Linked DNA regions of Homo sapiens: region 2 is linked to region 1. The links are chromatin loops, found by intact Hi-C in ENCODE. Cell type or tissue: endothelial cell of umbilical vein. All regions are shown on one strand. Each heading gives the region's core, and the rest is flanking DNA. Links, peaks and the distances in the headings are about the cores only.

Region 1 (5,378 bases), core at 260-5,259:
TGCAGGTAATGGCACAAAATATATTCAAGCGAAAGAGGGGTGAGAACTGGGCATGAATCTTCCTTCCTCACGCTGATTGGACTGGCATCCACCAGGCTTTGCTTCCTGCATCTACCACCGAAGACTTAGTCTCAGGCCAGTCTCTCTTTTGCCTGGGGTGTAAATCCAGGGTTTTTGGATCCCAGGTTGGAAGAGGTGGATGGGGACCACATGTGTGCCAAATGCCTGCAGCTCTGGTTAATCTTGGCTTGGGAGTGATTATTTGCTGATGGTGATGGGGAGAGGGGACCGGGAAGAAAGTTCACTTCTCATTCTTTAGTGATGTGTAAATGTATTGCCATTGGCTCTTATTAGGTAGCTCTAAGCCAGTGACGGAAAAATGTTTTCATTGGCAGGAAAACACGTTTTACATCCACATACATGCATATCTACTTTTTGGCAGATGCAGAAACTTTGTGGCTTAGACTCCCATCCTATTCCTCTGTTTGTTGGATCCTACCAATGACTTAAGGCCTTGCTCAGTGCCTGTCTCCTACAAGAAGTTTTTCTTGACAACTCCAGTACGCACTGCTTTCTCCGTGAGCGTGGCTCTTGTTGCAATGGTCGTCTTCACCACAATCAGAGTAGATTTTCTAGAAAGGAGCTTAAGCTTTAGGACCTGCTAGTTATAAGAATGACTTCCAAGATCCCAGAAGCACCTTTGCTTGGGTTCACATGGTCACATGCTTTTGGTAAAAATGTAAAAGTAAGATTTTAACTGTCATAAGCTAAGGATGCTGTTGACTCTGTTTGCCCCTGCGTCACTTTTCCCTTGAGGAGTTGTGTGGTGATGGAGAGGCATGAGCATTTTGGGGAATCCAGCTAAGGAGAAGTTGAGTTGGAGATTTATTTGTTTTGGTCGAGTGGGATCTATATATATGGTTCACACTTCCATGTAGAGTCGAGAAATTGTTGGTTATTCTTGGGTATTCTAGGCTTCCAGGAACCCTCTTGCTCAGTGCATGCTCTGTGGCATCATGGGTCTTATTATGATTTAAATGTTTCCTATGATGCCTGACACTGGAAGCATGTGGGAGTGAAGAAGAAGCAAGAGTTAAAATGTGCAGAATGAGAAGCTAATCTGTGGAATGTTCTTTCAATCATCAGCTGTACACAATTATGAGTGAAATATTTGGTTCTCATTGATGTCTAGTCAAGACAGAAATTATCTTCAGGAAAATACTCAGAAATGTGGTATATACAATTATAATGCACCATACTATCATACTTTTAAAGTAGAAATCAATGCAAAATAGAATTGATTAGAATTCTCGTGTTTGTAGAGCACAAAGCTGTAGCAATACTATAAACTGTGAAGTATCATTTTTATGCATGCCAAACTGCATTTTATGTCTACCAACATATTGAGTCAGTCTTAGCATATCTGATATAACTTGTCCTGATGAAACCTGGCAACACCAGACAAAAAAACATTCAAAAGCACTAAAATCACAGCAAAGCACCCTAAGTGTTCTTGTCACAAAGCTCCCAAGCATATTCATCCATAAGTTATTGTACACAGCAGAGGGAGAATTCAATTAAACAATTATGTAGCTCTATCCAACATAATGGCATTTTAAAATGCATTTGAATTGCTTTGTCTTCTTTACATGAAAATGATATTGCACAGTTGTTATGTGACGAGATGATCATATGAAAAGTATGCAGCCAAAGAATAGGAAAAAATATTGTAGAGGTTATGTCATTTTTCAGGATTTTGTTATATTTGTGGTGTTTGTCACTTTTCAAAAATGTGTGGCCGGGCACGGTGGCTCACGCCTGTAATCTCAGCCCTTATGGAAGCAGAGGTGGGTGGATCTCTTCAGCTCAGGAGTTTGAGACCAGCCTGGGCAACATGGCAAAACCCTGCCTCTACAAAAAATACAAAAATCAGCCAGTTATGGTGGTGGGTGCCTGTGGTCCCAGCTACTTGGGAAGCTGAGGTGGGAGGATCACTTGAGCCTGGGAGGTGGAGGTTGCATTGAGCCATGATAGTGCCACTGTGCTCCAGCCTGGGTGACACAGTGAGATCTTATCTCAAAAAAAAAAAAAAAAAAAAAGAGCAAAAATGTGTAATTTGTTACGATTTCATATTTCAATCTAAATAAACTTTCACTCTTTTTCTGAGACAGGGTCTCCCCCTGCAGCCCAGGCTGGAGAGCAGTGGTGCAATCATAGCCCACTGTAGCCTCCAACACCTGGGCTCAAGTGATCCTCCCACCTCAGCCTCCCAGCTAGCTAGGACTATCCCACACCCAGCTAGTTTTTCTAACTTTTTTGTAGAGATGGGGTATCACTATGTTGCACAGACTGGTCTTGAACTCCTGAGCTCAAGCAAGCCTCCTGCATCGGCCTCCCAAAGTGCTGGGATTACAGGTGTGAACCAGTGCACCTGGCCATAAATATTTACTTTTATATGTAATTTTGTATTTCTATTTTGAATTCTTATCCTTAGAGTCTCCTTCCTCCATAAACAAGCTTCAAAACCCACAATTCCTGAATTAGCCTTTGACCACAGTTGAGTAGTATTTTATGCTCTTATATTATTCTTATAAAAAGTATTGAATTTAAAAGCATGACAGTTTATGCCTGGGGACAGAATTTTCAACAATACAGAGCTTTGTGTGGAAAGTAAATAGTGTAGTCTCCCAGCACACCTGACTCCCCGCAGGTCACCACTGTTGGTTTGATGTCATTCTATTCTCCTTTTTCTTGAGCCAGTTCATTGTGATTAAGTGTGGCTTTGGAGCGAGCTACCTGGGTTGACTTATGCCTCTGCCCCTGTGGCCTTGGGAAAACTACTAAATCTATTAGTGCCTCCTCTTAAAGGAAAGATGTAATTGTACTGTACCTGTGTCGTAGGGGTGCTGGGAGGACAGTTTAGGGCTTAGAGGAGCAACCAACATGCTGTACTCATTTTATGTTAGTTTCATTTGGAAAATGCATATATTAGCATTACTTTGCAGATATTTCATGTGCCTAAGTATACTGGTCCTCCTCTCCCAAGACTGTAAACTCAAGGCTGGGAACTAATGTAAAACATCTTGAACATTGCCGCCTAATTCCTCAGAAATGTGTGGATGTGAGCGCCATCTAGCTGCATTATCTGTGGTTCTACTGTGACCACCAGGCACAATTCAGCTCACGTGGCTGTTCTGGCTCAGCAGTTGTTGGATTTGTCAGGAAATGGAGGATGACAGTGGTGTGACCAGCATATCAGGAGGCACTCAGGAGAAGTTAGCGATCCAGTGGAATGAAGAGTATCTCTGAAATGGGATGAGATGGAAGGCCACATCCACGGAACATAGAATAGTTTGAGATTTATACAAAACTTGAAGCCGCACAAAGCAAAAGCTGTCTCCGTGTCCCATTGCAAAGGCACTCAGGGCCAGGCGTGGTGTCTCATGCCTGTAATCCCAGTACTTTGGGAGGCCAAAGCAGGAGGATCGCTTGAGGCCAGGAGTTTGAGACCAGCCTGGCCAACATAGTGATACCCTGTCTCTACAAAAAAACAGAAAAATTAGCCGGGCATTGTTGGTGTATGCCTGTAGTCCCAGCTACTTGGGAGGCTGAGGGAAGAGGATCACTTGAGCCCACGAGTCTGAGGCTTCAGTGAGCTCTGGTTGTGCCACTGCACTCCAGCCTGGGTGACAGAGCAAGACCTTGTCTCAAAAAAAAAAAAAAAAAAAAAAAAGAGAAGAAGAAAAAAGAGAGAAGAAAAAAATCACTAAGAAGCGTCACTAAAATGTGATTTTCAAGAAAGGCATGGTAAAAATGTGAAAAGGGAGTGGGTAGACATGAAACCTTTCCAAGATAACACAGCTCAACAGTTACGTACAGAAGCCGCTAAAACAAAATAAGTGTGGATGATAAAAGATCAAAGGATGGAGCCATTTTAGAAAGAAGAAAGAAGGTTGTTTGGTATATATCTTATCATCTTAAAAGACTTTCTCTAGTTAACAAATACTACTAGATTTCAATCATAGACTTTGTAATGGAGTATACAACAGTTACTCAGTCCTCCCACAAATTCACAATCTGATATTCAGTGAAAAAAGACCATTCCAGATGAATATGAACCAAATTTTGTTTAAAAAATATATGTAAGTACACAAGACTAGAAAAAAGACTGGAAAGAAAAATAGTAAAATATAAACTGTGGTTATTCAGAAGAATGCAATTATGGGGGGAAATTTTTGTTACTTGTGCTATTATGTAATCCCCCCTTTATTTATTTATTGAAACAGGATCTTGCTCTGTCACACAGGCTGGAGTGCAATGATGCAATCATAGTTCACTACAAGTTTGAACTCCTGGAAGCAAGCAATCCTCCTGCCTCAGCTTACTAAGTAGCTGGGACTATAGGCCTGTGACACCACACCTGGCTAATTTTAAAATTTTTTATAGAGACCAGGTCTTGCTCTGTTGCCCAGGCTGGCCTCAATCTCCTGGGCTCAAGTGATCCAACCTCCCGCCTCAGCCTAAAAAGATATTCACTTTTAATTAAATGTAGCTCTTAGTTCTATAATACTTTTTTTTCATTATTTGGCCTACTATTAAATTGTAATTACAGAGTTTAAAAATAGCTTGCCTGATAAAGGTATTTATGTGTCCACCAAAATTCAGCATAATGGTCCACACATGCTAGAATCAATTTCCATTCCAAAACTCTTGATCTTGTTAATTTATGAACAAGAAGTCTTTCCAGCATAACATGAAAACCCAAACACATAAAAGCTAGATAAATTTGACATTATAAAAATTTAAGGCCGGGAGTGGTGGCTCACACCTCTAATCTAAGCACTTTGAGATTACACTTTGGGAGGCCGAGGCAAGCAGATCACTTGAGGTCAGGAGTTCGAGACCAGCCTGGCCATCATGGTGAAACCCCGTCTCTACTAAAAATACAAAAATTAGTGGAGTGTGGTGGTGCACGCTTGTAATCCCAGCTACTTGGGAGGCTGAGGCAGGAGAATCACTTGAACTCGGGAGGCGGAGGTTGCAGTGAGCCGAGATTGTGCCACTGTACTCCAGCCTGGGCGACAGAGAGGACACCATCTCAAAAAAAAAAAAAAAAAAAAAAAAAAAAAAAAAGAAACAAGCTAACAAACAAAAACATGGTTTGGTTGGCTCTGCCTGCATGACGGAGACCTTTGTGAAGGATATCAAGCCCAGGCTCAGGAGTCTGAAGCTTATCGTTATTGTGCTGGAGACAGGCCAAGACAAAGGAGGGGCACAAGGTTCAGACCTGCAAAGTGGCAGACAAAATGGGCAGCCTCAATATCTCCGTCTGTGATGACATCGGCAATCTGATCCAGCCTGGGGACGTTGTCTGGCTC
Region 2 (5,378 bases), core at 231-5,230, 170 kb before region 1:
ACCATTAACAAAAGACAATACAAAGGATTCTATTACTTTTAATATTTCTAGCTGGCTTAGAATAGCAAGTTTTTGGGTTCTATTCTATGTAGTTTAGGGAAGAGATGTGGGCATTTTTTAAGAGAAGCTCAATTTTCAGTAATGTGAGCCTAAAGATTTATAAAATAGATTTATATTAAATTATGTTAATAGACGCCTAGTAAATGCACCATTTAATTGCATGGAAAAAAATGTTCCCTTTTAAAAGGTCTGTCACCTTAACAGGTACATTCAAAGATTTCCTGTGAATAATGAAAATAGGAACAATTGCTTTGATGCACTGAACTGCATTCATCGTCTAGGACAGCTTTGGGCTGTGTTTGGAGAAGATGGGAGGAGCTCTTTTGAAAGGAGTGATTGCTCCTTTAAACTTGATTTCCTCTAGCAAATAGGTTCTATTGGAGTGTCATTCTCCTCCCCTCTCTCACACCCGTAAGGCTGGGCTTGAGATCATGCCCCAGAGCTCTTCTCCATGTCTCCCCTCCATGTTCAGACTGTTTTTCCTCCCCACAACCCAACACTGAGCACCTCCCCATCTCCCTCAAAGAAATCTCTCAAGGAGTGCCATTAAAAGCGAGTGGAACCTGCAGGAAAGGTATAAGTGGGAAACAAAAAGAAAAAGAAAACCTGGTTAAAAATTACTCTTTTCCACCTACATCACCACCATCAAAGGACCCTCTCTGTCTCTTTCACACACACATGTGCCTCATGCATGCACACACTACACACATGTACATACAAAGCCCCTGTTGCCCTCTGTGACTGCTTTTAGTTAGAACCACCACCTTTCTGGCAATTGTCTGACCACAGTTAGAGTGTGCCAAGCAAACTGCATTTCTAATCCTGACCAGATATAACTGGACAGAACTGGTGGGGCGTTGTGGGTTAGCGGGGTGGTGGTTGGCAATGAGGAGACGGAGGCGGAGGTCAGAAATCAAAGACTTCACATCCCCAAGTGTTTTGTCTCTCCTAAAATTATTAGATATTCTTTAGGGGAGTGGGGAAGGGACTGAGCTATGATGACCACTTCAGAATAAGGACCCTAGAGGAAAAGAGGTCTATGGGCACCAGTGTCTCCATCATGCAGGCCCACTGACACCCTAAGGATGGGCTACTGGGTCACTTTTGCTTTTGGCCTAGTTTGCTATCAGTATCAGGCCCTTGGCCTTAGGCATTTGTTGGTGGCTGAGTGGGAGAGTGAAGGGGAAAAGTCTCTGTTCCTCCTCTATGCTCTGAATGTCTGGGCTGGGCCAGGGCACATGGGTGAGAGGTCATCCTTCCTGCTCTCCACTCTGCCTTCCACCCCCAGCTCTTTTCCTGTTTAAAACTAACATGAGACTTGTTCTCAAAAAGATGGACTCAACCACACTCACAGCGGGTGCTACCCACTGATTTTCTCTTGGTGGAGCAAGTTCCTGTTTTCTAATTCTCATTCTCATTTTCATTCTCTTTCTTTCCATTCTTTCTTTCTTTCCATGACCTCTCTAAGAGGTCATGCTCTGGGGGAACATAGTTCTGTTTCTGTTTTTCAATTGGGGCATAATGGAAACTAGTATCTAGTGCTTCCCAGGTAGAGAAATTGTCAAGGGTGACCCCATACATCTTAAACTTTCCTCTTAAATGGGTGTTTGATATCAAGATTATTTAGCTGAGAATGTGAGTTTCTGAGGGTTGGCTTAAATGCTCTTAAACTAAAGTGAAACTGTTGGTCTTTAGAATCAGACCGACTCCAAAATACCAAAGCATTATTCCGATTTGAAAACTTCAAAAACATCAACTGATATTTTTTGAGGAGTGGGGATAGGGAAACATGTAAAACTTATTCTAGCATAGTAGGAGACCTCATACTCCATTCTGAAAGTGACCAAAGGAGTCCACTTTGCATCGGATGTCCTAGAAGGAAGACCTCCCTGGGAACCCTGGAGAACCTTTTCTTCTATGGAGAGTGTCCCAACATCTAAATAGGTATCGCTACGCTTTTTTTTTTTTTTTTTTTTTTTTTTTTTTGCCTCTGGGCAGAAATACTTTGTTTATTCTCCTTTCCCTAGGGAACTTCCCCAAAGATCGAAGCAAGAGGGGCTGGGGCCATCCAAGCAGATCCAAACCATCTAAACAGGGTTGGCACTGCGGCTATCTGCGGCATGGCAGAGCTGGGTCCACCGCGCGCGGTACCTGGTGTTCCAAGTGCTTGGCTCCGCAGGGCCTGGGAGCCGGGGGCCGGGAGAGGCTTAAGAGACTGTGATCGGGGCTAGTCATGGACATAGGGGAGGGCTAAACCCAAGCGCTGAGCCCCAGAGGGGCCGGGCTGGGTAGATGGAACGGGGACCAGAGGAGTCTCCCCACAGCCCAGAGGAAGCTTAGCTTTGGGCAAGAGCGCAAAGAGCTGCAGCAGGCGCTCTTTGTGCTTCTTATTTCCCCTGGTGGAAATAGTCTGCTTAAACTCCTGTTCTTTGCGCCTGCAAACTCCCGTCCTCCCACCTCTGTTCTCGCGCGCGGAGAGGCCTGCTTCTTGGGAAGAAGGGAGACAGAATCTTTTGGAAAGGCAGCCGGCCTGCGCCTCCTCCCTTTCGTGGCGGGCAGGGCGAAGAGCCCGGAGCTCTGCGCGTGAGAGACAGGAGGAAAGAGATCCAGAGGCCTGAGCTTCCCAGGCCAGGCAGTAGTGAGCCGGCTGTCTGGGACCTCTGCGCAGGACAGAGCTCAGCACATTGCACAAAGCGCCGGCAGCTCCCTTTTCAGCCTCACACAGTGCGGGCCCTCCTCCCTATGTCCCTTGACGGAACGAAGAGGGATTTTCCTTCTGAGCCTACTGTGTGTGTGTGTGTGTGTGTGTGTGTGTGTGTGTGTGTGTGTGCGCGCGCGCGCGCGCGCTAAAGACAACACTCAGGGAAAACCGTGTCCAGTTTTAGAACCCCAGCCGTACCTGGTGAGGTTCAGTCCGACCGGCCTCTAGTAACTCAGACCTAAAGCCCTTGTGTATGTGTGTTGTCATTAACTCCTGTGGCTTGAACCTATTGGGTGGCGTCTTTATAGAACCTAATCAGAAATCACACCGGTTGAGGATTAGTGGGGCTCAGCTTGCAGGGAATGAGATCTCTTCGTTTTCCTGTTTCCAGTTTCTTCACTTCTCTCCCTAAGATAACAAGCCCAGGCCGCACTGAGGAGAGAGCCAGTTGCCCTGCTGAGGGAAGAGCTAGAAATAAGTCTTCTCTGGGACCAGGCTTAAAGGAAGTGATTCTGCTAGGCTATGGGAAGGGGGGTGGGCTGGAAGGGACTAGAAGGGAGCCAAATTAACTGAATATTAGGGTGACCGGGAAAAAAAGCCCCAAAACTCAAAGCTCTAAAGGCATCTCTGGGCTGCTTTGAAAAAGTGAGATTATAAATCTTTGAACAGAATACTTCCTGTCCCTGACTTTTTGTTTTCTTAACATTGAGGGAAACCCGCTAATTCTGCTTGTAGCATCGTTATTAAGTTTCCACTGTTTGCTTCTGACCTGTTTGATGGATTGTTGCTCTTCCTAAAACTATTCTGACTCTACAAATTCCTTCACATAATTCAAGTTTTCGTACTGAGAGAAATGAGGAAGTAGAAAGAAGAAAACAAAAACTAGATGGGGGATTTTTACCCTTCCTTGCTAAATAAAGGTTTACCTGTCGTTAATGGTCAGTGTCATTCCAAATGGAGTGATTTGTCCTATCAACTGTGAGGAGGTTGCCTATTTTAAGGATGGAGAGGCACTGCCTGGTAGATGCCATCATGACTAAAGGTGTCTCCTTGGCGAAAGTTCTGTTACATAGAAAACCCATTGAGCCACAAACTCCCTCAGTCAAGAGACCCACATTACCAAGTTCTTACTCAACATTTTCCTCGAATTCCTCAGACAGCTTTTTCCTGCATATGCCTTTCTCTAGACATTGGAGGAGGGGGCAGGAGAAGATAGGGAGAGCAAACACCACAGATTTAAAATTCTGGTTTTTGTTTCATTTATTTAAATAAATATAAATATAAATTTTATATAAACCTATTCACATACAAAGGGACTTCCAGCGACTTAGATTTTAAATTCTCCCCAGGCGAAATTTCAGAAAGCAAGACCTACAAGGTCTAATTTTCTAAATTATTTTCAACTTGGGTGTTTTTGTTTGAAAACGACAACAGAAAATAATCAATAAATCCTGTGTTCTTATCGAGTTCTGAAAGAGAGTAGGGATGGGGAACTGACATGTGCTTTCAAAAACCCCATACAGTGTTAAACTTAAACCAACCCTGTTTTTCCTCTGTTATACGACAAGAATGAGTTGAATTATAGGTTATTTACATTTTTTAAAAAAATCTGTAACTTCAAGTTGGAGTCCTAGATAAACAGGTCAAGAAGGAGACGCGAAGGGTCAGGTCCCGGCTTGTCCATTCCAGAACTTCCAGGTTCGTTTCTTCTCCAGATGGGACCACTGCAATGAGCAAGGATTCTGGCCCCTGGGTGCCCCACGCCTTGGCGTTGCCTGGTCTGCCAGGAGCGGGGGATGTGAGGGAGGAGGCCCTCCCTCATAAGGGGGAAATCTCCTTGTCATCGTTGGCTGAGGCCGGCGACAGGGAGTCCTCATCCTCGGAGCGCGCGTAGTGCACCTGGCTCCCGACGCACTTGCAGCCCGCGTGACTGTTCCTCTGCGTGCCCTTCCCCTCCTTCTTGTGCTTCACTCGGCGGTTCTGAAACCAGATTTTCACCTGCTTCTCCGACAGGTTCAGGTAAGTGGCGATTTCAATCCTCCGGAGTCGAGACAGGTACATGTTGGAAGAGAATTCTCTCTCCAGCTCCAGGAGTTGCGTGCTAGTGAACGCCGTCCTCATCCTCTTGCCATTGGGTACCTGGCTGGCGTCAGAGCCTCCTGCGGACCGGCGAAGAGAGGGTAGAGAGGTAAGGCTCGGGCAAGGTGCTCCCACCCCATGTGCTAACCAGGACGCATTTCAGGGACCCACCCGGGGAAGCCCAGCCGAACATCTGTATCCCTTTCCCATTTCAAGGCACGTGGTTGCTTAGCGGGGAAGAAAAGAGACGTGCAAAGCAAATAAAGGTCTTCGATGCGCAGGATGCGAAGTCACAGGATTAAAGAGGGATGGGGGCTTGCACTATCTGATCGCCTCCCTTTGAGCCAAGCGGAGAAGCGCGCAGGCTTAGCCAAAAACGTCAAGACGCTTTAGCCGCCCCGACGCGGGGATGCCACACAGGTTCAAACACACCCACCCCAAATCCCAAGCAGTTAACCTCTGGTTTATCCGCCGTGACGTTCGAGGTCCCTAAGGCCCCAGTATTAATAAGGCAATACTCGAGCACCTACTACTAGGA

What was found. Hi-C counts contacts between places; a loop is a spot of excess contacts. Peaks named below come from ENCODE experiments on the same cell type or tissue, not always from the same donor. Only the 100,000 strongest peaks of a DNase experiment are listed, where the experiment ranks them.
Region 2: it touches region 1 in a loop (5-fold over the local background); 9 of 110 quality-filtered maps call a loop at or near these places.

Annotation. Positions count from the first base shown.
Region 1 is chr4:53,927,940-53,933,317 of GRCh38, reverse strand. It overlaps the pseudogene LOC100129728. Among named protein-coding and RNA genes, the nearest start is that of CHIC2, 130 kb to the left of the region's middle. RefSeq lists a silencer at 3,067-3,231. In endothelial cell of umbilical vein, for the core only: a CTCF peak has its summit at 3,146; DNase peaks (open chromatin) are centred at 387 and 3,137.
Region 2 is chr4:54,101,124-54,106,501 of GRCh38, reverse strand. It overlaps GSX2 (GS homeobox 2), which reads right to left. Exons shown (of 2, transcript NM_133267.3): 2 at 4,004-4,920. The coding sequence ends at 4,580. Among named protein-coding and RNA genes, the nearest start is that of GSX2, 3.6 kb to the right of the region's middle. RefSeq lists enhancers at 1,741-2,515, 2,516-3,291, 4,123-4,912, 4,913-5,378. In endothelial cell of umbilical vein, for the core only: no CTCF peak of the experiment used is centred there; a DNase peak (open chromatin) is centred at 2,581; H3K4me3 peaks cover 341 bases; H3K27me3 peaks cover 3,131 bases.